Regions from separate parts of the Homo sapiens genome. Here regions 2, 3 and 4 are each linked to region 1. A link is a contact called in ENCODE Hi-C or POLR2A ChIA-PET data. All regions are on one chromosome and are shown on one strand. Each heading gives the region's core, a stretch centred on a gene start or an enhancer-like site at or near the end of the contact. The rest is flanking DNA. Distances are from core to core; before and after follow the strand shown.

What was found. A loop is a pair of places that touch in the nucleus more often than their neighbours do. ChIA-PET counts read pairs that join two places held with the same protein, here RNA polymerase II (POLR2A). Pooled maps may share reads with other maps.
Region 2: a map of naive thymus-derived CD4-positive, alpha-beta T cell shows a loop between it and region 1 (6-fold over the local background). The contact joins the promoter of SELENOM here to the enhancer-like site in region 1. A Hi-C loop is called at or near these places in 1 of 168 maps with a recorded cell type or tissue (naive thymus-derived CD4-positive, alpha-beta T cell), 1 of 37 single-sample maps with no recorded cell type and 9 of 50 pooled maps.
Region 3: a loop to region 1 is called in a map of B cell, with 10 times the contacts of the local background. The contact joins the promoter of SMTN here to the enhancer-like site in region 1. A Hi-C loop is called at or near these places in 2 of 168 maps with a recorded cell type or tissue (B cell and CD8-positive, alpha-beta T cell), 16 of 37 single-sample maps with no recorded cell type and 11 of 50 pooled maps.
Region 4: a loop to region 1 is called in a map of B cell, with 7 times the contacts of the local background. The contact joins the promoter of MORC2 here to the enhancer-like site in region 1. A Hi-C loop is called at or near these places in 1 of 168 maps with a recorded cell type or tissue (B cell), 1 of 37 single-sample maps with no recorded cell type and 8 of 50 pooled maps. POLR2A ChIA-PET finds 5 or more read pairs at or near these places in 1 of 52 experiments (GM12878).

The regions. Positions count from the first base shown.
Region 1 is chr22:31,631,328-31,637,481 of GRCh38, reverse strand. The region is part of intron 3 of PISD (phosphatidylserine decarboxylase); the gene reads left to right. Among named protein-coding and RNA genes, the nearest start is that of MIR7109, 13 kb to the right of the region's middle. RefSeq lists a silencer at 3,328-3,377 and an enhancer at 5,414-6,101. Within about 2 kb of position 1,646, at least 8 of the 41 ENCODE cell types and tissues checked have a DNase peak (open chromatin) inside an H3K27ac peak, as active enhancers do.
Region 2 is chr22:31,103,927-31,109,665 of GRCh38, reverse strand. It overlaps SELENOM (selenoprotein M), which reads left to right and starts at 2,098. Exons shown (of 5, transcript NM_080430.4): 1 at 2,098-2,289; 2 at 3,701-3,736; 3 at 3,974-4,008; 4 at 4,380-4,458; 5 at 4,538-4,889. The coding sequence starts at 2,161. The coding sequence ends at 4,696. LOC105372995 (a long non-coding RNA gene) reads left to right here. Exons shown (of 3, transcript XR_938163.3): 2 at 1,563-1,595; 3 at 1,780-2,030. LOC124905100 (a long non-coding RNA gene) reads right to left here and starts at 1,784. Exons shown (of 2, transcript XR_007068063.1): 1 at 1,558-1,784. SMTN (smoothelin) reads right to left here. Exons shown (of 21, transcript NM_134269.3): 21 at 5,042-5,350. RefSeq lists enhancers at 2,642-3,414, 4,914-5,739.
Region 3 is chr22:31,077,722-31,084,074 of GRCh38, reverse strand. It overlaps SMTN (smoothelin), which reads right to left and starts at 2,757. Exons shown (of 21, transcript NM_134269.3): 1 at 2,619-2,757; 2 at 766-896. The coding sequence starts at 816. RefSeq lists a silencer at 2,716-2,875.
Region 4 is chr22:30,967,524-30,973,755 of GRCh38, reverse strand. MORC2 (MORC family CW-type zinc finger 2) reads left to right here and starts at 4,982. Exons shown (of 26, transcript NM_001303256.3): 1 at 4,982-5,934. The coding sequence starts at 5,867. It overlaps TUG1 (taurine up-regulated 1), which reads right to left and starts at 4,491. Exons shown (of 3, transcript NM_001396518.1): 1 at 1,977-4,491; 2 at 169-901. The coding sequence starts at 4,399. The coding sequence ends at 3,938. RefSeq lists a silencer at 3,971-4,220 and an enhancer at 4,251-4,580.

The sequences.
Region 1 (6,154 bases), core at 397-2,896:
GTGAGACCAGGGTTAGATGACTGTTGCCAGTTTAGGGCCAGTGAGAGATTTTTAATGGTAAATATGTAACCTCTTTTAAAAAAAAACAAAAACAAACAAAAAACACAACTTTTTCTTTTTTGAGAGAGTCTTGCTCTGTTGCCCAGGCTGGAGTGTAGCGGTGTGATCACAGCTTACTGCAGCCTCAACCTCCCAGGCTCAAGCGATCCTCCCACCTCAGCCTGCTGAGTAGCTGGAATTACTGGCGTGCACCACCATGCCCGGCTAATTTTTCTATATATATATATATATATATATATATATATATATATATATATTTTTTTTTTTTTTTTTTTTTTAATTTATTTATTATTATTTTTTTTTGTAGAGTTTTGCCGTGTTGCCCAGGCAGGTCTCAACCTCCTGGGCTCAAGTGATATAGCTGCCTTGGCCTCCCAAAGTGTTGAAATTATAGGCGTGAGCTACTGCGCCCAACGAATATGTAATCTTTTTAAAAAAAGGGAAAAGGTTGGGCGCGGTGGCTCACACCTGTAATCCCAGCACTTTGGGAGACCGAGATGGGTGGATCACGAGGTCAGGAGTTCAAGACCAGCCTGGCCAACATGGTGAAACCCCGTCTCTACTAAAAATACAAAAATTAGGCTGGGCGTGGTGGCTCATGCCTGTAATCCCAGCACTTTGGGAGGCTGAGGTGGGCAGATCACAAGGTCAGGAGATCGAGACCATCCTGGCTAACACGTTGAAACCCCGTCTCTACTAAAAAAAATACAAAAAATTAGCCGGGCGTGGTGGCGGGCGCCTGTAGTCCCAGCTACTTGGGAGGCTGAGGCAGGAGAATGGTGTGAACCTGGGAGGCAGAGCTTGCAGTGAGCCGAGATCGTGCCACTGCACTCCAGACTGGGAGAGAGAGTGAGACTCCATCTCAAAAACAAAAAAAAACAAAACCCAGAAATTAGCTGGGCGTGGTGGCGGGTGCCTGTAATCCCAGCTACTTGGGAGGCTGAGGCAGGAGAATCGCTTGAACCCGGAAGGTGGTTTTATTGTTTTGAGGCATGGCCCTGGGGGCTTGTGGCAAGGGCTGAGGTGTTTGGGGAGCAGCAGTGCAGGAAAGGCCTTACTCAGCTGGGCTTGCAGGTATGCTCACTCCTGTCTGAGCGCTGCTTCCTTGTTTCTAGCCTCCGTTTAGAATAAAAAAAAAATGTATAGTACAGTATTCCAATTCATCAAAAGGAATAAAGACAGATCAGCCTGTCTGGTCTACCACCATTCAGCCTAAGCATAAGGCAGAACCCTGTGAAGTGGCCTGTGTCCTCCTTCTCTCCCTGTCCCCTTCCTGGAGCCCCATGGGCCTGTGCTCAGCACGCGTCCTGGCGCCGCGGTGTACCTGGTAGTGGGCAGTATCGGACGTGTTCTCCATGTTGGTGAGCGATGTACATGCTGTAGCTTTATTATTCTCATCTATAAATAGGGCCATTCATGCCCTCATAAAGTTGTTAAATAAGAGTGATGTGTATGTAAATACCTGGCCCCATGCTGGCAGGGAGTGGAGCTTTAGTACTATTTTACTTCTTACCTAATAGGTGTGAGTGTGGAAATGGGCAAATAGTCAAGTTGGCAGGGAAGCAGAGCCTCCTGCCTGCCCCAGTGCCACCTGAACTCCTGTAGTGTTCTTATGCCACTGGAACTGGCTGGCAGGGGCCAGCTCTGACCTCAGAGAATTGTGGGCTCACTCTAGGGCAGGAGGAGATCGCAGAGGGCGGAACGGTGGCTCATACAGCCATGCCCCCAGGTGGCCCAGGACCCACCTGGGAGCTACCTCCAATGGCTTTGAGCGGTCAGTGTGTGGACAAGCGGAGGGACCGTGTCTCAAGAATATGTGGAACTCAGCGGGGCATGGTGGCTGACGCCCGTAATCCCAGCACTTTGGGAGGCAGGCAGATCACCTGAGGTCAGGAGTTTGAGATGAGCCTGGCCAACATGGTGAAACCCCATCTCTACTAAAAATACAAAAATTAGCCCAGTGTGGTGGCAGGTACCTGTAGTCCCAGCTACTTGGGAGGCTGAGGCATGAGAATTGCTTGAACCCGGGAGGCAGAGGTTGTGGTGAGCCAAGATCATTCCACTGCACTCCAGCCTGGGGGATAGAGTCAGACTCTGTCTCCAAAAAAAAGACATGGAACTTAAACACAAGGCTAAACTTCTGGGCTGGAAGGAATCGAGGGATGGCCGACTCAAGATACCTGCAGCCCTGCATGAAGCTGTCTGCCAGGAGGCTCTACCTAAAAGCAGTTTTGTTTTGTTTTGTTTTGTTTTTTGAGACGGAGTTTTACTCTTGTTGCCCAGACTGGAGTGCAATGGCACGATCTCAATTCATTGCAACCTCCACCTCCCAGGTTCAAGCGATTCTCATGCCTCAGCCTCCTGAGTAGCTGGGATTACACGTGCGTGCCACCACACCTGAGTAATTTTGTATTTTTAGTAGAGACAGGGTTTCACCATGTTGGCCAGGCTGGTCTTGAACTCTTGACCTCAGGTGATCCGCCCACCTCAGCCTCCCAAAGTGTTGGGATTACAGGCATGAGTCACCGTGCCAGGCCTAAAAGCACTTTTTCTTTTTCTTTTTCTATTTTTTTTTTTTTTTTTTTTTGAGATGGAGTCTTGCTCTGTCACCCAGGCTGAATGCAGTGGCAATCTCAGCTCACTGCAACCTCTGCTTCCTAGGTTCAAGCGATTCTCCCACCTCAGCCTCCCGAGTAGCTGGGATTACAGGCGTGCACCACCACACCTGGCTAATTTTTGTATGTTTAGTAAAGATGGGGTTTCACCATGTTGGCCAGGCTGGTGTTGAACTTCTCACCTCAGGTGATCTGCCCACCTTGACCTCCCAAAGTGCTGGGATTACAGACACTAAGTCACCACGTCTGGCCTAAAGCACTTTTTCTGAATTCCACCCCAGTCTGCCCTTCCTGAGTGCCTGGGCAGGGCCCTTGGGGAGCTGCTGGTGGGGCTCTGAATGTGCCAGGGGTATCCGGGACATCTTGCAGGCTAGTGGGACTGCCAAAAACGATTCTCAAAGATGAGTGGGGAGTTGGGCAGGGATAGGAGAATCTGGTGTGTAGAGAAATAGCCTGAAGGCACTTTGTGCTTGCCTGGCCTCTCTGCCCAGACGTTGGGGAGGCTGATGCCTGCCTGTGGTTTCTTGTACTAGCCGTTAAGACCCCAGCCATCTTCCTTGAGGGGCTTCTGCCAGCCCCCAGGGAATGAGAATTAGCCAAGAGCCAGGAAATGAGAATTAGCTGAGGACACCTTTTACCCCTGTTCCGCAGCTACCTTCTGTTCCCTGGCACAGGGCATCCCCTTAGAAGTAGTGCATGAAATTCACACAGCTGGGACCTGGCAGAGAATACAGGTGGCTTGACTGAGGCAGGGAGGCCTCCATCTGCAGGTGGCCTGAGAGCCTGCAGAGCCTCACAGTGGCACTAGGTGGCACTCCCACCCAAGGGAGTCCTAACAGAGTGGGAGGCGTGGAAATAAAGGACTCCATGGCCTGAAGGAAATAAATACAAGGTAGGAAAGTAAATTTCCAGACAATTTTTTTTCCCTAATGGAAATTCACTTGTAAGTGATTGTTCAAAATCCAGAGGCATTTCCCCACTGAAAATATGTGTGGTGGAGGTCTGGTTGGAAGGTGGGGTAGTGCTAATCTCGGCCAACTTGTGGGCTGGTTTATGGGTTTCGTTTGTTTGTTTGTTTGTTTGTTTGTTTTTTGAGACGAGTCTCGCTCTGTCGCCCAGGCTGGAGTGCTATGGTACGATCTCGGCTCACTGCAACCTCCACCTCCTGGGTTCACGCCATTCTCCTGCCTCAGCCTCCTGAGTAGCTGGGACTACAGGCGCCCGCCACCATGCCTGGCTAATTGTTTGTATTTTTAGTAGAGATGGAGTTTCACCGTGTTAGCCAGGATGGTCTCGATCTCCTGACCTCGTGATCCGCCTGCCTCGGCCTCCCAAAGTGCTGGGATTACAGGCATGAGCCACCGCGCCTGGTGGTTTACGGGTTTTTAAACACCCATCTGCCTTAGAGGCTTAGAATGGCTAAAAAGCAATGCCAGTGGATGCAGTGCAGCCGAGCTGGCCATTCCACAGGGAAGAGTGTGAGAATCCCAGAGATCTCTCAGCACATGGGAGGTAGAATGTGTGCAGAAGCTGGTCTTTCCTCTACAGACCTTTCTCCCCTGGTCTAACTGGGGCTTGGTTTTGTTCCGTCCCCAGGGACCTGTGTGGGCTGGTCTGTAAGTACTAGAGGCTTTGAGGAGGCCAGGATGGTCTTCCAGGGTCTTTCCAGTTCTGGAAGTTGGTGGTGGCAGGATTCTGCGTCAACATCTTTCTGTGCTTTAATTGCATTTTATCCCATGTCATGTGTTTCCTTGGACCTCTGAGGTGAGAAGGGGTCTGAAGTTTCTTTGGGGCTCTGAGAATGCTGGGATCAGTTACAGTAAGTTCTCAATCTTGATGATAGGTTCTTGGGATCTTCACCTTTAAGCAAAACATAGAATGAAACCAGTTTTACCATAGGCTGATTGATAGAAGCAAGAATTAAGTTCCTATGGATGTTTCTGACCACAAAAACATCACCGAACTTTTAAAGACCCCAAACATTTCTAATATTAACCATTGAAATGTGAGCTATACATGCATTTATGAATGATTAATAAAAAGTTAGATAATTATTTACCTAATTACTCCATTTCAGGGTTGCAGGTGGTCCCCTATCCGATGGGCAGCTCAGGGCACAAGGCGGAAACCAGTCCTGGATGGGATGTCTTCCCATGGCAGGGTGCACCCACACCCACACTCACTCAGACTGGGACCATTTAGACACACCAGTGAGCCTAATGTGCATGGCTTTGGGATGTGGAGGAAACTAGGGTACTCAGAGAACACCCATGCAGACATGGGGAGAACGTGCACACTCCACACAGACAGTAGCCCTGGCTGGAATAGATTTTTTTTCTCATCAGTGTTATGATGACACTATTTGAGGACCTCCCGTAGTGATGTCTGGACAGGAGAATATTAGGAGCAGCTTTGTATAAGGTATCTGCCACCCCTGTACCACATGCTGAGGCCCTTAGGGGTGGCACTGTGCCTTGTTCACCCCTGCCTCCCTGTTCCCATGGGTGCATTGTAGGTATGGAAGAACATGGAAATCCATGGAGGAGGACCCTATCTGTCTTCTTCCCCCTGCCGCATCCCAGGGCTGTGGCTTGTCATGTGGCACTTGCTTGGGCTGGATCCAGGTAAGGACGACAGGTGTATGGGGCTGTGACTGTACACCCTTATGTCCTATTCCAGGCGTGGCCCCCACACCATTTCTCCGCAAGCCCTACAGACCCTCTCCTCCTGTTCCAAACCTTAATTCTTTCTTTCTTTTTGGTTTAAAAAAAGAGGTCTCACTATGTTGTCCAGGCTGGTCTCAAACTCCTGAGCTTAAGTGATCCTCCCACCTTGGCCTCCCAAAGTGCTAGGATCACAGGCATGAGCCTTCATGCCTTAGTTGCTTTAGAAACAAAGATCTCAGTGGTGAGAAGCCGCTGGAATTGTATCCTGTTCAGTGGCTCAGAATGAGGAGACTGAGACTTCTAGGGCCAACTCACCATTGAATAGGGAATGGGCGTGCTCAGTTGCTCCCACAGATGTGAACAAGGCTACTTAATGCCACACCTTTTCTTTGGTTGAATGGTGATCCCTCTCAGACCCTTCCCCTCCCCTAAAAGCATTAAGCTGATTGGTCTGATCCCATGTGGGCTGAGTGCTTGTCGGATGCCTGGCACCATGTGGGTACGGGGTGGACTGCCAAGCCGCAGACTAGGGCCCTCCGATCTAGCGGGGTGGGAAGACAGCATGCATCATCCATCCCATGGGCTCTGCATCCTAGTAGTGAAGCAGGGAGGCCTGTGTGCTCTAGGCTGGGGCGGTCGGACCTTGTTTCTGGCTGCCCTTGTTCGCTGGTCTACATCAGTTTTGGAGTCAGGGCATTCTGTTTGTCAGGGTTTTGCGTGCCTGGAGGGCAGAAGGTTGGGGTGGGAGCAGCCTTGTAGCTTCAAGATGGGATGCGGGAAGGATCAAGGATTTCGCATTCTCTGGAGCTTCCT
Region 2 (5,739 bases), core at 849-3,348, 530 kb after region 1:
AGAGAATCGCTTGAACCTGGGAGGCAGAGGTTGCAGTGAGTCCGGATCATGCCACTGGACATGAGAGTGTCCAGCCTGGACAATGAGAGTGAAACTCCGTCTCAAAAAAAAAAAAAAAAAATCAGCTGGGCATGATGGTGCATGCCTGTAGTCCCAGCTACTCAGGAGGCTGAGGTGGGAGGATTGCTTGAGCCTGGGAGGTTCAGGCTGTGATTGAGCCACTGCACTCCAGCCTGGGCAACAGAGCAAGACTCTGTCTCAAAAAAAAAAAAAAAATAGCCAGCCCAGCAGCTCACACCTGTAATCCCAGGACTTTGGGAGGCCAAGGCGGGTGGATGACTTGAGGTTAGGAGTTCGAGACCAGCCTGGCCAAGATGATGAAACCCCCATATTTACTAAAAATACAAAATTAGCTGGGCGTGGTGGTGGGCACCTGTAATCCCAGCTACTTGGGAGGCTGAGGCAGAAGAATCGCTTGAACCTGGGAGGTGGAGGTTGCAGTGAGCTGAGATCGTGCCACTGCACTCCAGCCTGGCTGACAGAGCAAGACTCTGTCTCAAAAAAACAAACAAACAAAAAAACAAAAAAAAATGGGCCAGGCGCAGTGGCTCACACCTGTTATCCCAGCACTTTGGGAGGCTGAGACGGGCGGATCATGAGATCAGGAGATCAAGAACATCCTGGCTAACACAGTGAAACCCCATCTCTACTAAAAATACAAAAAAATTAGCTGGGCGTGGTGGCGCGTGCCTGTAGTCCCAGCTACTCGGGAGGCTGAGGCAGGAGAATTGCTTGAACCCGGGAGGCGGAGGTTGCAGTGAGCCGAGATCAGGCCACTGAACTCCAGCCTGGGCAACAGAGCGAGACTCCGTCTCAAAAAAAAAAAGAAAGAAAGAAAGAACAAAGCTAGAGGACCAACACACAACCAGATGTCAAGTCTGACTATAAAGCTATAGTTAATAAGACAGCGTAGTTAGACAAACCCACTGAAGGACTAGAATAGGGTATGATATTCAGAAGTAGACTCCCATATATTTATATGGTTACCTATTTATTTATTTATTTATTTTTGAGACAGTCTCTGTCGCCCAGGCTGGAGTGCAGTGGTAGGATGTCGGCTCATTGCAAACTCTGCCTCCCAGGTTGAAGTGATTCTCCTGCCTCAGCCTCCCAAGTAGCTAGGATTACAGGCGCCCACACCACGCCCAGCTAATTTTTGTATTTTTAGTAGCGATGGGGTTTCACCATGTTGGCCAGGCTGGCCTCGAACTTCTGACCTCAAGTGATCTACCCACCTCGGCCTCCCAAAGTGCTGGGATTACAGGTGTGAGCCACCACGCCCGGCCGTGGTTGCCTATTTATATATAACAGAGGTAACGCGGCAGAGTAGCAATGAAAAAGACAAGATTTTTAATTGAATTGGATAGCCACATTAAAAAAAAAAGTAAATCCTGACTCCATAAATTTAACCCAGCTGATTTAAGACCCTGTTGTGGCCTATCAGCTGTAACCCTCCTTGCATTTTCCCACCTTTGAATAGCAAATTCCTTTCCTCACCCCAGGTCAGAAAGTCTGCTCAGCAGTAGCTGTGGATGGTAAGAAGACACGCTGGTAGGTCTCAGTGGCTCCCAGAAGCCGCACCCCCTCCACCGAACCTCACTCCTCATCTCCCACGCTCCAAAGCGAGGAGTCCTCAGAAAGCCAGTTTCCCTTATTTATTCTTCTTTCTTTCTTTCCTTTTTTTTTCTTGGATGTCCTACCAGTTTCCCTATCTTAAAGTCGCAGGTTCGGCTCAGAAACTCCAGTGTCCCTCAGCGTCTCGCCGGCACCCTCTGCCGGCGTGAGGTGGCGCTGCCTGGCCGCATCCTGGGGGAGCGTCCACATCCTCGGTCGACAAAAGGAGCGTCGACACTCTCGGACCTGGGAAAGTGACGGCCCAAACGCCAGGGAGGAGCCAGGACCTCGCCCTGAGCTAGCGGGAGGTAACGGCGGGGAGTCCTGGGGCGGAGACCGAGCGCTGGGGGCGTGGTCTCCAGCGGGACTGGGCCTCTAGCGGGAGTGGGGGCGGGGGCGGGGGCGGGGCCAGCCTGGGGGCCCAGACGTGGCGCAGCGACTCGGAGGTTCGCCTCCAGCTTGCGCATCATCTGCGGCCGGGTCCCGATGAGCCTCCTGTTGCCTCCGCTGGCGCTGCTGCTGCTTCTCGCGGCGCTTGTGGCCCCAGCCACAGCCGCCACTGCCTACCGGCCGGACTGGAACCGTCTGAGCGGCCTAACCCGCGCCCGGGTAGAGGTGAGTACGCCGGCCTCCAGCCCCGGCACTATCGTTCCCCAACCCTGCGGCCCCATGGGAGCACCGTCCGTCCCGGCCCCAAGACCACCTCGAACCGCGAGTCTCCCTGCTTTCCCCCTGGCGCCGGGACCATCCCTCCTGTTCCCTAGCCCCAGATGGCCCCAGCATCCACCGTGGAAGCCTGAGACACCGACTTTGGGGCCTGGAACTCCGAACCCTTCCCCAGCTCCCCCTACCCGGTCCGACAGCGGACACCCAGACACACTGACGCAGTCTCCTAACTCTTCTCGTGGCCTATGACTCCCAATCCTGTCCCAACTTCCCATCCCCCATCACTTCATGTTTTCCTGGAATTCCCCCCCGACCCGGTTCCAGGGCTGGAGGCTCCAGAAAGTCTCTTTTCCTTCTCCTGGGGGGAAAGAAGACTTTCTGGGTGCCTCCTCCCATATGCAGGATCCGGGGAAGGGGGCCAACTCGGAGGGGCAACCGAGTTGGGAACTTGGTTGCCAACATTTACTCTGCAGCAGCCTCCCATCCTCCCCCAACCAGGAAATTCCCGTTCGGAGTCCCTGTCTTGCTATGTGACTTTGACCATCACAGCCCGCCTCTGAGCTTTTTGTCAGCTCTGTCTGACAAAAGGGTGTAGAATGGTTGGGTGCCGGTGGTGCACGCCTGTAATCCCAGCACTTTGGGAGGCCAAGGCAGGAGGATTGCTTGAGCCCAGGAGTTCAAGACCAGCTTGGGGGACATAGTGAGACCCTGTCTCTAAGAAAAGGGCTGAGGGTAGGATGGAGGAGGGCTGGAGTGGGTGGTCCTGGGGTCTAGACTCCTGCTGGATGGTGGCATCTCCTCAGGGAAGGCAGGGAGGAGCCCTCCCATCCTCCCATGTCAGGGAAGCAACCACATGGTCTGTGGGGCTGGGCCGCAGGTGGCAGGCAGGGTGAGGTCTGCCTGTGTAGAGTAGGGACCAGATGGTAGGTGTCTCCAATGGGGGCCCCCAGGGCCATTCTGAGGTGTTTCCTTCTGCTCTGCCTCCACTGTGAGATTTCAGGGATCAAAGGCCAAGCCCAGGTCTCTACTGCTTAAGAGGAGCAGGGTGATCATTTCCCCTGGGCATTGGGAGTCAGTCCACAGCCAGTAGGATGTACAGGCCCCAAGGCTGGCAGGCACACTGTGGGTCTCTGGCCTTGCTCTTTTCCCCTGGTGTCTCTAGGCCTGAGTCTCCCCACCTGTATACACAGTTCCCCCTTCTGCCCACAAGGGTCCAGCATTTCCTTCAGACCTTGGGAACTGCTGATCCGGGGATAACTCACAGCCCGACCCAACTCAGGGATAAGGAAGTATGGCTTTGGGGATGTGACTGGAATAAACGTGAAGGACTCCTGACCTATCCCATTTTATCCCCCTCCAGACCTGCGGGGGATGACAGCTGAACCGCCTAAAGGAGGTGAGTTTGAAGGAAGAGGTCCCTAGCTCTGTTCCCCCTGAGCCTCTTGGGGAGTGGGCAACATGGTCCCAATGACTGGGGCGGGGAGGGGGGAAGGATCCCTAGGCTGAGAGTCTAGCCTAGGCTGAGAGTCTAGCCTGCACCTGACTTGCTTTATGACCTCACTGGGCTTCAGTGTCTCGTCTGTACCTCGAGTAGACTGAGGTCATGGTCTCTGATGCTCTGGTTCCTCCCCAGGTGAAGGCTTTCGTCACGCAGGACATTCCATTCTAGTATCCTTCTGTTCTGGGGGAGGGGAAATGGGATGGGCACCTGGGAGAATCTCCACGTAACTTCAGAAAGGGGTGGCAGATGGTTTTCAACTGACAAGTTGAATTGATTGGTAGTGGCTCCCAGAGGATTCTGAGGTGGTCTCCATGTTGGGTGGGCAAGAGAGATTGACTAGTGATGACTGCCACAGAATGGAGAGGAGGGCCCTTTACTTCTTTGAACCCTAATTTTCTCACGTATAAGCGGAGACCCTGGCCCCTCCCGGGCACAGAGTAAGCTCTGAGCAAAGGAGGCAATGCTGTTCCCATCAGTAAGGCTGCGGAAACCACCACCTCCCTCTGCCCACCACCCCGCTCCTTAACACCACCTCCAGTCACAACCTGGTGATGAAACACCTCCCTGGGGCCGACCCTGAGCTCGTGCTGCTGGGCCGCCGCTACGAGGAACTAGAGGTGAGGCCGTGGGAGGTGGGCTGGGGGCGAGGCCAGAGGCGAGGCCCAGCCTGCTGACCCCGCCCCTCCTCCGCCTCAGCGCATCCCACTCAGTGAAATGACCCGCGAAGAGATCAATGCGCTAGTGCAGGAGCTCGGCTTCTACCGCAAGGCGGCGCCCGACGCGCAGGTGCCCCCCGAGTACGTGTGGGCGCCCGCGAAGCCCCCAGAGGAAACTTCGGACCACGCTGACCTGTAGGTCCGGGGGCGCGGCGGAGCTGGGACCTACCTGCCTGAGTCCTGGAGACAGAATGAAGCGCTCAGCATCCCGGGAATACTTCTCTTGCTGAGAGCCGATGCCCGTCCCCGGGCCAGCAGGGATGGGGTTGGGGAGGTTCTCCCAACCCCACTTTCTTCCTTCCCCAGCTCCACTAAATTCCCTCCTGCCTTAACTGAGGCTCGACTCCTTCGTTGCTGCGGGCGGGTGGGGTGGGAGGTCGGAAGAAGAACCTCTGAGGATCCCTGCTGGAGTTGGAGACCTTGCGGAGCTGCCTTCGGTTCAAACCCCCTCCCCACCCCCAGGAGACGCAGAGAGGAGTCAGGATCGTTGAAAACCAATAATTTATCAAAACGCTGCGTGTGTATGTGGGGGGGAGGGTGTCGCAACAGACAGGGCAGCGGTGGGCGGACGCACAGGCAGGAGACGGTGCCCGGAGAGTGGGGGCGGCAGCTTGCCACTGGCTGGCCATGCGGGCGGGCAGGCTAGACATTCTTGCCGCGCAGGCGCAGTTCGTGGCGTCGCAGGTGGTTGTAGAGCGACTGCACATAGGTGAAGACACACTTGGGGTCAGGCTTCTTGCCCATGATCATCATGTCGTCCACCTCCACCAGGGGCACACAGTCCACCAGCATCCTGCAGGGAGGGGGCACGGGGTTGGATGTCAGCGCCAGACCCGCCTCTCGTGGCGCCCCTCTACCCCAAGGTCTTTTTTATTGCCGCATTGCCTGCTGGTCTTTCATAAACTCCAGACAGGGAAAAGCCTTCCAGGAAGGCAGGAAGCCCCTGGCTTCATCTACCCAAGCCTGGAGGCATCTCTCGGGGCGGGGGAGCAGAGCTAGGCAGGTGGAGGCGGAGATGGCAGAAGAGAGCCCCATCCCAGTCAGGCAGGTCCTGGGTCTGCTTCCTCCAACCCTGGGGAGGTGCTGGCTCCAAACCCTGCCCATGTTCTCCCTGGAGACCACCTTCTGCTCACCCTCACTGGCACACTCCAGTTGGTAGAAGCCTCTCAGCTCGGCCTTTGC
Region 3 (6,353 bases), core at 1,508-4,007, 550 kb after region 1:
TGGGTCCATGCCTCATTCTGTCCCCATGCCAACTCTAGGACCTAGAGCTTGTGTGCAAACACATCTCCCTCCCTCCCTTCATTTTACAGGTAGAGGAACTGAGACTCAAGAGTAGAAAAATGAGATGAGAAGCCACAGAATCCATAAGGGCCCACAAAACCTGTCTCTCTCTTATGGCCTCGTCCAGCCTTGACTTTCCCAGGACTCTGGTCCCCCGTGGCCCACTATGGGGTTGGGATTTTGGCACAGCTCCTTCTTAGATGGGTGTCCTTGAGCAGGTGATTTTAACTCTCTTGAGTCGCAGTGCCCAGGCTTTCAGAGCTGCTGTGATTATTCTGTGACATGGTATACCCAGTACCCAGCCTGCCCCCTGCCAGGCCTTGGCATTATTAATCATTGCTGCTACCATTATCACTGGGCCAGCTTCCAGGGGTGGGCATTGCCCGAGCTATTGCTCTGGAGAGGCATATCCAGCCTCCCCACACCTGTGGCTGCATACGGGCGAGTCTACAGCAGTTACTGTTTAAACAGGTGGTGGCTGTGGAGGGTTGGGAGGGACTAGGCTTCAGTACCAGGCATGGACAGGCACATGCCACAAGGGCCTCTGCATCAGCCACATGGAACTGGCCTACCCCTGTTCCCATGTCCCCCTCCTCCTGACCTTTCCCCCATCACTTCTTCCTGTCAGCTGAGAGGTACCCTGGATTGACCCTGCCTCTCTGGCTTGGCTTTCCTGTCCCCACAGTGGGTGATGGGGCCACTTACCAGCTTCCGAAGGGCTCCCTCATCCAGCCCAGCTAAGGCCTCGTCCGCCATCTCGCTGGCCCCTAGCTCCGTCGGTTCCTTTCTGGTGAGATCCCCAGTGCCTGTGGCACCTGTCACCAGCTCAGAGAATTCTGCAGGGGACAGACATGAATCAGGCATGCTGGGGCTTCCAGAAACCACAGGCACTTAGGCTCTGTGCCTTACTTTCCCTCTCTAACCTAGGAGCGTCCATTACTGTCCCATCCTATAATGTGGCTCCTGGCTGGAAGCTGCCCTCTGCCCTAGGGTGGTTTGCTGGAAAACTCACCAAACCCAGGGTAGGGGGTCTCTGGTTCCAGCCCTGCCAGCTTGGCCGCCAGTCTGCTGTGTGGCCTGGGATGGACTCTCATCCTGTCTAAACCTCAAAACAGGGAGGGCAGGGACCTGGATTGAGAAGCCAGGGCCTGGCAAGACCCACCCAAGCTGTGCTTACCACCAGGGGGTGCACTCCAGTCTCCAGTTTCCTGCCCCACCCACCCATCCACAGGGCCTACCCAGCCCCCACCCACTCCGCAGGCTCAGCTTCTGGCTGTGGGCTGAACCCGTAGTTCTTGCTGCCACCACCACTGTCATTCCCCCAGGTATAGGAAGGTACACTGTGTCTTCCGATTCTTGGAGCCAGCTCTGCTGTCCAGACCTCCTGAAGCCAGGTGTCCAGGCACCCAGCACCTCCTGCCAATTCATACAGAATTCAATTCCCCACCTGGAAGGGCTTTCAGAAGCTGACCTGCCCAACCCCTGGATTTCAGGCAAACTGAGAAGATTGGAGAGGGCCAAGGATTTGTCACTGAGCAAGGAGGAAGCCAAAGACTTAGAGGGCAGAGAAGGATGTAATCAAAATCTTCGTCATCTCCGGCTTCCGAAGCTCCCTTCCAAAGTGCCCTCAAGGGCCTGGAACACTCTCAGTGACAGAGGCAAGAGCCCCATCTTGCCCCAGTGCTGCCCATCAAAATGGACCCCTAAATCCTGGCCCAGCCTCCCAGCGCAGATCTCTCCTTCCTCCTGTAGCCCCAACTAATGTCTGTCTGGAATTTGAGGGGCCCTGGTCTGGCACACTGTGGATGCTTAGTTAATGTATGGTGACTGACTAATGTGTGGCCCCAGGCCTGCCCCCCACCTCCTGTTGATTCATCTTTCAATCATCCCTTCCCTCTCTTCAGAACAGTCACTTGGGAAGTCACCCCATACGGTGCATGGGTGGGGGGTGAGGGTTACCGCTCCACACAGTTGGGGTGTGTGGGTCCCAGCCTGTTCAAGTCACTGCTTGTTCCCCCTCCCATCCTGGTAGGCTCAGAGGTGTCAACCTCCCAATCTCTGCCTGTTAGGATCCTTGCCTCTTACCTAGTTACTCTGTCTGGGTTAAACCTCTTCAAGACTGTCCAGTGGTCACCAGCCTTAGGTTCTGCGGACATTCTGATTCCCCCCATGTCTGTTCTTCTATGGGGCAGCTGACCCTAATGCCTAATCTAGGACACCCATGGGATTATAAGAAGATCCCTGCCGCTGCTCTTCTCCAATCTCCCTGTCACACAGTCTGGGGTCGCCGGACATTGTGAGGGGCCTCAGGATTCTGTGGCAGCTTCCCCAGGGTTTCTGCCGCCACAGACTAGCGCCCCTGTGGGGCGTGGAGTCTCTTAGGAATCCGGGGGCGTCTTCCCCCAACAGTCTCATAACTTTATCCCATGGCTTAGACCTCTCGTATGGGTGGGGGCTCCCAGGTCTGGACGTTCCAGAACTCCTGTCTAGACATCCGGGTTCCACCCCCGGACACGTTGGGGCAGCACCAGGATCCCCCCCGAGGTCCGCACACCCACCTCTCAGTCCAGCCCACCCGTCCGGCGCAGGCTCGGCTTAGCTCTTTCGGGACCCGACAGACGGATTAGACACGCGCAGGCCGGAGGTGCCGCGACCCGCTGTCCCAGGCCCGCTCAGCAACCGTCCCCTGGATTCTGCGGAGAGCTGCCCGTCCAGCCGCGCCAGCAGCCCGGCTGGCCCCGCCCTGCCCCGACGCGCCAGCCAACCCTCGATTGGGTACCTCCCACTCTCGTGCCCCATTGGGAAAATTCAATTTGACGGCCACGCCCCGAGAGGAAGGCCCCGCCCCTCGCGGGCCAGGGAGGTCGGAAATTGGGAGTCTTGGGGTCGTCTGCCTCGGTGGCTTTAGCGAGTCGGGTGGGCATCGGCAGGGGGACGCAGGCTCTGCGCCAAGTCGGGGGGGGCGCCCCGAGCCGAGGTAAGTTTCCTGGGGTCGTAGGAGTCTCAGAGCCTTCAGGACAGCCCCTCTCCGCCCTCCTCTTTGTTCCTGAGACCACGTCCCCTCCCTCGACTCCACCCCTTTCTCGCGTCAGTGTTTAAGCTTGGCCGCCGTCCCTAGGCTGCTTTCGGGACACCTGGTCTGAGCCACCTCAGAGCAGGGACTGAGTGACTGGCAGCACCTTGACCCTGTGTTGGAGTGCCGGGACCATCTCAGGTGGAGCAGAATCAATCACACAGCACGCCTCCCCCAGCCCACACACCTTTGAACAGACATTGCCTTCTTGTAGCATGCTTCTACCTTCCAAGCCCTGAGAGTCTGCCTTTAGGAGCGCTGGAGTCCTAAATAGGGAATATGGAGTCCAGGCTGTCATTCAGCAAAAGGGGGAAATTGAGGCCCAGAGAGAGCTGACATGTCCAAGACCAAACAAGGAATCAGCCAGGGTACCCAGGAGGTCAGATCCACAAGGCAAAGCTATTCCATCTTCAGTGCCAGAGGCCCTAAAGCCGCCCTTGGGTCTCCATGGAGACTAAAGTGGGTGGAGTTGGGAGGATGGGGTCTGGAGTCCTGTCAAATAAAAACAATAACAAATCATTTATTTTGTACTTGCCATGTACCAGGCATATAATGCCCATAACAAGCACATGAGACCATGACTATTGCCCCATTTTACAGATGAGGACAACAGCTGATAAGTAGTAAAGCTGTGATTCATACCCAGCACCTTCTGAGTCCAGACCCTGCTTTTAACCACTATAATGTGGGATTCTGGGGAGGTGGTTTCAGCCTGTTAACCCAGAAGAGCCCCGGTTCAGGTCCTCTGTGACACCCCCCAGCCCCCATCTAAGGAAAGGCCCAGTCTCCACACTGAGAGTCTTTTCCATGTGTCATTTCATTTCATCCCCACACCCCTGAGAAGTGGTCCCATTTTACACATCAGAAAACCAAGGCACGGGCCAGGTGCGGTGGCTCATGCCTGTAATCCCAGCACTTTGGGATGCCAAGGCAGGTGGATCACCCAAGGTCAGGAGTTCGAGACCAGCCTGGCCAACACGGCAAAAACCCCGTCTCTACTAAAAATACAAAAATTAGTCGGGCAAGTGGCATGCACCTGTAATCCCAGCTACTTGGGAGGCTGAGGCAGTAGAATCACTTGAACCTGGAGGCAGAGGTTGCAGTGAGCCGAGATTGTGCCACTGCACTCCAGCCTAAGCGACAGAGCAAGATTCTGTCTCAAAAAAAGAAAAAAGAAAATCAAGGCACAGAAGAAAGCGACTTGTCAATGCTACACAGCAGGAGAGGCAAACAGAGCTCACTTCGGAGGACATATTTCAAGGTCCTAGGCTTTCTCTACCTGGGCGAGATGCCATGTTATTATCCAGAACGAGGGTCAGGCGCCCTCTAAGACCAATTCTGAATACTTCAAAATTCACGCGTCCCTTGGGACCTCCCCTTCATGCAGGGCACACCTAGGCCACCTCTGATTTTCAGGGCCTGCCTGAATGGCGGTCACCAGCTCCAATGAATGGCCTGCTTTGTGCTAATGCCCTCCTTTCTCCCTGCCCTACTGTAGGCTAGGAGGAATGGTACAGGTGAGTTCCTCCATGCTTGGATTTACTGTCTGGCACATGCGCTCACTAGCCCTTGGCCCTATGGAAGGGATGTGTGGGTCCTGCCCCTTCAAGCCCTTAGTGCCTGGGTCCACCTCCAGACATACCCGCCTGCCTCTGTCTTCCTCTCTGCAAGGGAGTGGGGGTGATCTAGAGATCAAAGGGCAGTCCGGTACAGTGCTAGGGAAGTTTACAGCTACAGCCGAGGAAAGAGTAAACATCCCGTGACGAGGGCCCCAGCATTTGCTGAACACCTGTTGCATGTCAGACGTGGGGCTCCCACTACTGCCAGGTGACCACTGTGCAAGATAGGTACACTCTGATTCGACAGAGGAAGCTGAAGCTCAGGGAGGTGAAGGCACCTTGGCCTAGTAAAGGCATTCAGACTAAAGTGGAATTCTGCCTGATGCTGAAGCCCCTTCCCTCCACTTTGCTGCCACTAGGATGGGGGAAGCTCTGGAAGACTTCTTAGGGAAGTGGTGTATAAACTGTGTGTCACACTTGTTTTTATTTTATTTTATTTTTTTTGGAGACAGGGTCTTGCTGTGTCCCACAGGCTGGAGTGCAGTCGCATGATCACAGCTTACCATGGCCTCAAACTCCTGGCTCAAGCAATCCTTCCATCTCAGCCTCCCAAGAGGCTAGGACTACAGGCACACACCACCACGCCCAGCTAATTTTTAAAATTCATCCCACATAGAAGAGGGGGAAAGGCATGAAAGGGCATTTGTGGCAGAGGAACAGTGTGAGCAAAGACCAATAGTCTGGGAAAAGGAGGAGGATAGGCTGTGGGCGGAGCAGGAAATGTGGGTGGTTCTCTTTGCCAAGGATTCTGAATGCCAGATGAGCAGGATGAATGTATCTTGTGGGCACCAGAGAGGCCTGGGCCTCAGCCTGCCCCCTGTAAAATGAGGTGATTAGACTGGTCTGCTTCAAGCCTTCCTAGGGCAAGGGGCTGTCACAGAAAGGGTCTACTCTAGGTTCTTCCAGGTTCAACCCTGGAAAGGCAGAATGGGAAGTGGCTGGAGCAGCTCAGAGGCTAGGGGTAATATTTTGCTCCAGAGCTCAAGTCTGAGAATGACTATTTTACCAAGCTGTCTGTGTTGCATCCCTAAGTCACCCTGGCTAACCCTCCACCCAGTCAGGGTCCTTCAGAGAAAGCCCAGGCCTTGGGTCAGGAGGCAAGAAGGGTGATGGGTGTCTTACCCCTGGCTCCAACCCTAGGTAAGGGTTGGCCCTCTTGGAGCTTCAACTTGCTCATATGCACAATGGAGGAGCTGTGCCTTGGGCTCTCTAAGCCTCTCTCCCCAGGACAGCACTGTCATTCTGGAGACGGGAACAGCATTAGCAAAGGAACGGAAGTAGGATTGTGACGACCTTGTTGGGCAACAGACAGGCAGGTGAGGCTGGAGAATGGAGCCCCTAGAGGTGGATGGTTCTTGTTGGGGTTGGCTGGATCCAAGGGGTATGACCTTCCTCCTTATGTGCAGAACTGGATGCGTCCTAGGTCATGGCCAGCAGCCCTCGGAGTGGGACTGAGGACCTGCTGGGAAACCAGTTTGGCAAGGCCATCATCTCCAGGATGTCATCCAGCCGCTGTGTTCTCTGGGCAACAGTGCCAGGCAAACTTCTGGCCCTGCAGGAGGAGAAGGGGCCTCAGATGCCCACTGGGCAGCAGTGAATTC
Region 4 (6,232 bases), core at 3,733-6,232, 670 kb after region 1:
AGCTGTGTCACCTTGGATAATTGCTTAACTTTTAAAATTTACATTCCCTCATTTCCAAAAAGGGATTATAATTCACTGTTATTTTGATAATTGAGATAAATGTACGTACAAGTGCTTTGAAACTGTAAAGTGCATTATAAACAGAGGGATTTACCATAGAGGTTCTACCTTGATGTATCAAGAGAAGCCTTTTCTGGAATCTGGTGCAGCCTTGTGAGATGCTGTTAGGTAAGGGGACTCCTTGGTAGAATTTCTTACATTTGTGTAAAAAGTTCTGGTTCCTGAGTAATTCCAAAGAAGATGCTATGAGGAGTTCACTGTGCCTTTGATTTGATCCCAATGGGTCAGAATATGTTTTCTCATTCAGTAGGCTACTACAGGATTTGAAGTAGAAAAAACAGGGTCCAGTGACCTTCACGGGATCCTAGATGTTCATGAATTTCAATCATTTGAGATTGTGGGGTGTGGTCCAATGCTGCTCTCAAAAAGATGTTGCCTTTCTTCAGAGAGCATTAATAACTAAAAAATCCCCTGGTCCAAATTTATTGTGTGTCTCTGAAGGCTTTAACTGAAGAAATGAAATGCACACTCATGGAACAAACTAGGCCTTTGTTGTGATAAAACAGCTTTAGCTATTTGGCTTGAGGACTCTGACTTCACTATAAAGGGCTGTGCTGAATCTGGGTAGAACAAGACAGGAGTGGAGGTAAAGGCCACATCATGATGGCTGAATGCCTCCTGGGTCACAGTGGTCCACTGGAATGGGTGTCTTCGTCAGTAGTAAGGTGGTAGGAATCATCTCGGGCAAAAATCCAGGTACCAGGTCTGTAGGCTGATGGAATAGCACAGGGAAGGTAGTCAGAAGGTCCAGGTGAACACTCAGCAATCAGGAGGCACAGGACTAGAAGGGGCAGGGACAAAACAGGTAAAATAACAAATGCATGGAATTACAAACACAGGACTCTAAGTGGGTCTGCTGTCAGCACATCGGCAGCCTGATGGCTGTTAATTCTTGATGAGCCTGGCTTAGGCAAAGACAAATGATAAATGAAAACAAACAACAGCAATCCAAAAAAGAAAACACAAAAGTCTGATTAACACTCTCGATTTGTGGGAACTGTCTCGCGAAGCAGCACACAGAAACTAAGCCTTATACTTTAGGAGAGTAATTTGATCGGATTCAGGGTACTGGGCATTTTTTGGTGAGGAGAGGAAGTGGCTCCACAAGTGCCATAAAAAGAACTGAGATTTTAAGTTTATATACCAACAATAAAACAAAGGAGACATTGCCCCTCTTCCTCTTCCAATGCCTTCCTCAAACTGTCTTATGACCTTCTCCTTTTAAAAAGCTGTCCTTTCATCTTAACAAGATTCCATCTTAAGTAGGAGAAAATAAGGTCTTGGTCCTTCTGTATGTAATACCCCATCATTCAACATATTGGTTTCTCCTTATGTCTGAGGGCTCCCTAGATCAAAATTTAGAATTAAAAAACATTAAAACATAAACATGATCCATATCTAGCGACTTTTCTCCTCATTAAGAGTAATGTAAGTTATCACATAGCAATTAAGAAAACACTTACTGAGTGGTTATTCTGATAGCCTGCTCTCTAAACTCCTCCTTCCTAATAAATGCATCTTGATATGTTGTGGTGTATGTGGGCAAAGATGCACTAAACAAGGACCCTGCTTTCAAGGAGTCTGCTATCTGCAAAGACAGTAAATGCAGGCAAGTAACTATTTTACAGGATTTTGTATACAGATAGAGGATACATAACGAAATGTCATAAAACTTTAAAGCTCTATTCTGGCTAGTTAGGAGACTCATGGAAAAGAGGGCATAAGAGTTGGATACTGAGAAAATGGCAGTTTTGACAGATGAAAAGCCACAGAGCAGCAGTTCCAAAGTAGAATGAGAGTATGAACAAAAGTGCAGAGATGGTAAAGGATAAGGCATTTTGGAAAATGGCAAGTACCATAATTCACTTTGGATGGAGCATCCTCAGTTTGCACTGAGGGTCTGGACAGAAACTCAGGTCTTCTAATTCCCAGTAACAGTGCTGGTGGTAGTGCTTGCTCAGTCGTTGTCTCTTTTCTCACAGCAAGGTCAACAGTCCCAAAATTCAAAAATAAAAAAAAATCTACCTCCAGTGTTCCTGCCGCATCGTGACAAGCTCTTTCGGGTTCCAGGTCCAGGTCTTGAAAATCTGGAAATCTGGAGTCCATGGCTGTGGCTACACTGAAAGTTATCTGCTCCAACTATTGCAGAACACTGTAGTGAAATCTTTTCAACCTCCAATCCTGGACATCTCATGTTTTGCCACAGAATTTCAAGCTTTGAGTTCCAGTTGTTTTTTTTCCCTCCTTTCTGCTGAGGAAAGCATCTTATCACCACAGTCTTAAGTCTTTTGAGGTACATCCGGATTTAATTACAAAAGAGCAAAAAGACCAACACTTTTTTTTCTCCAAGTCATTTCTCTGGAAGTGAGATTATCTGTCTCTGCCCTTTAGGAAAAGGGAATAGTCAATTGATTTTTTCAGACATTTGAATGAAATAGCATAACTGGCTAACATCTAATCAGACAAAATACACTTAAATGTGTTTGTGTTCACTTGCTTAGGGCTGTACCACTTGGTGAGCACCACTCCACAAAACGAAAATGTTTGAAATCCAATTGTTCAAACATTTTTATAGTGTTTGTTGGATAATGGCCTGAAATTTGATAAAAGCAGCTGACAACTAACAAAGAAGCAAAAACTGGCATCTTGGACATCCTAGTATTACACTTGCAAGCAATTAGAACACAAGGAGGGCCAAGGAAAAAGTTTAGCTTTGAATCACTTCCAAATCTACTGATTTTGAGGTTCCGCAGTAGTTCTAACAAAACTTTTCAGACAATGTTAACTTTCGATTAAGAAAGAAAAAAACCCCAAACATCTTCAGGAATTCCATGCCAGGTTCAGTCTCTTCCAGTGAGCCCGCTTGCTAAAAGTCCACGTGCACCATTAATTAGCTGGGCTGGCAGCACCATGTAAAAAGAAGCCTATTCACCACCAACCACACAGCCTAGACATGTAAAGTAGGATCAAGTAATGGATGACAACCATGGTCGTGGAATATGGTCAATGAGAGTCAGAAAAGTACAGGCACCAGTACAAGCAGCAGATAACAGAGTTGACGGGCCAAAGGATAAAATAGGCTTATTTAAATAGGATGCTACAGAACACATCCACTCCTAATTGTAGCTGCTTTACACTGGGTGCCATTGTACCATATGCATCAGCCACCCTTCAGGCACCCCATGGTGAAAGAAAAGGATTCAGAATAGAAGCCAAGCAGGGGACTGTTGTTAACCCCGAATATCCATTATGCATAGAAACAGCTCACATATCCCAGGGACTCAAACAGGGCTTCAAAATGGTTGTGAAGGGTCCCAAATGACATCTAGGCCTCAGTTTCCTCTCTGTAGCATGAAGAAATTGTGATTCTTAACTCTTCTGGGTCACAGCCCCCTTGGAAAACTTGCTAGCGATGGATCATCATTCCCCTAAAACGCACATTCCCACAAATTCCCATCATTCCCCCAAACCGCACATTCCCACAATTTCAGGAAGTTTGGGGATCCCCAACTCCAATCCAAGGTTCCCAGGTTCAAAACCCAAGGATTGGGGAACTGCTAAGTTTTCTTACAACTCAAAAAAAATTATAAACAATAACCATCCTTTACGTACACCCACGCTTTATAGTTTACAAAGCGATTTCAACCCCACACACATTGATAGGCAGAGGAGGAAACTGAGGCGCAGACAAATTACAGAGTGACTCGCCTAAGGTCACTCCGCCAACTGGTGGCTAGGCCCGGAAGAAAACCCAGCTCTTCCGACTCCGGAGCTCGTCTCCCCACCCCGGGGCTGCCGCCAGAGCTCCCGCCCCTCACTAAGGCGGCATAAGGAGGAAAAGGCAAAGTAGAAATCCCACAACCAACCATCCTCCGGCCCCCTCCTGCCCCCCCAACTGGGTCCTTGCAGGCCCCGAAGGGTGGCGCCAGGCCTCCAAGCCGGCCCCGGCCACCCCCGCCTCCCCGGCCGCTCCAAATCCCGCGGCCGCTGCCGCCGCCGCCTCCCCCGGAGCGGGGCGGAGCAGCTGCCCGCCGCCGCCGACCACCCGGACGACTCCTCGTCGAATCGCAAACGCATAGGCCGCCGCCCGAGTTCTGCGTACGAGAAGAAAGACGCGGCGCGAGCGCCAACGGCCACCGGGCGCGCGCCGCGGCGGCCGGGCCTGCGCCCCAAGAGCTGGATGCCAGAGCAGGAGAAAGAGCCGCCAACCGATCGCTCGATCGACCGCACGCCCGTTCCTTCGCCCTACCAGACCCGGGAGGGGGGGAGGGCGCGCCAGGGCTTCTTCGATTTAGGGGCCTGACTCCCCGGCGACGAGACAAGATGGCTCCTCCGGTCCGCACCGCAGCTACCGTCCCGGCTGCGTCGCTCGGCCCGCCCCCGGTACTGTTTCTTTAAATGGCGGAGAGGGTCAGGAAAGCAGGAAGAGAGGCGCACGCTGTCACGTGACAGGGGCGGGACCGGCCAACCAAGATCCGGTCACATGGGGACACGCAGCCCGCCAATCAGGAGGCTGTACATCAGGGCGGGGGCGGGAGGAGCTGCAGCTTTGTGATTGGCTGAATGCTCCGCGGAGGCCTCGGGGGCTTGGGGCGTCGGGGAGTGTGCGAGGTGGCCGGGGCTGTGTGCACTATCGGAGACAAAGCGGTGGCTGTGGTGTCTGTGACGGCGGCGGCAGAGCAGCTCTAAACGCCGAATTTCGTGTTGCTGAATCCTGTCACCATCTCAACTAGCGCGGCGCGCGGGCGGCGCGCGGGCGGCGGCGGAGGCAGCGGCGGCGGCGGCGGAGGCGGCAGCAGCACATGGTTCCAAGAGCGCTCTGCGGCTGTTGGGTTCCAATTCCGCGGGGAGGGACAAAGGCAGTTGTGAGATCCGGGTAGTGCCCGGTCAGGTGGTGCGCTCGCCACTGCCCTCGATCCGGTCCTTGGAAGCCGGGAGTAGCTCCTCTTCGTGGGGAGGCGGCCACGGGACCGAGGCCCGGGAAGGGCCTGGGAGGCTGAGGCTGTTGTCTGAGGGACGTGGGGGCGGGGCGCGGCCTGCCCGAGGTGCTGTGGGCGGGTCATTTGTGAGGTGTTTATGTGGGCCAAGTGTGAGGTAATCTGACCACCACCCTGAACTGGGTTTGGTCCGGCTTTGAAAAAAGAAATCGTGAGTGCCTAGGAGCTTTTTCACTTGGGAGGTGGTGAAGCTGCAACTTGCGCCATATAACACTCCGTCGACATCTTGGTCTCCGGTCTTGGGCCTGTTTAAGAATCCTGGCATCACGTGTGGCGAAGACATGGCTGATCAGTTTTCTGACAGAAGTGGGTAAATTTCCGCGTTGGTAAATTTCCTGACAGGAAATTTCGGGGAACCAAAAAAGGCTGGAAGAACATGAAGATGGAGCAGTCATAAACCACCCACTCAAGGACCATCTCCTTCAGGACCATCCACACGAGACTCAGATTGTCTGAATTGAGCTATCGCAACTTAATGCTAAAAGCTCCTTAAAGCTACAGATTTATGACATAGTTCCTTCCAAAATATTACATCATAAATCATTGAGAAGATTAAAAAAAAACACTTGAAGAAATTGTAGTTTTAAACATCTCTGCATATATTTTGGATAGCTACTAGGTTACTTTAACTGTCATTAAGGAGCACAGACTTACTGAAGCTTTACTGGACAGAATCCTGGGAAATCGATATCATTATAAGGTTATATTTCCCAGTTAGCGGGTGAAGGGCTGGAGACCTTATTGCAGTCATGGCTTTCACAAATTACAGCAGTCTGAATCGAGCTCAGCTAACCTTTGAATATCTGCACACAAATTCGTAAGTATCCTCTAGGTGCCACTGAGGTAACCAGTAACTCGTTCCTTGATATTATATGGAAATCGTTTCCCCAGAAAATTTTGCTTTTTCACTTTTTGAGATGTATCCCACTGGAGTGAAATGTGTCACTGGATATCTTGAGCTCTGTATTGAAGAACTGAGATCAGTGAAATACTTGTTGCTAATCCAGAAGAATCTGATTTTTGTTTATTGGATCAAAATTTTCTAAATGCAAACTTTAGTTATTTGAAGTCAATATGTTGAGTTGTTTCATTCAAGTGTTTATAGGAATCCAACA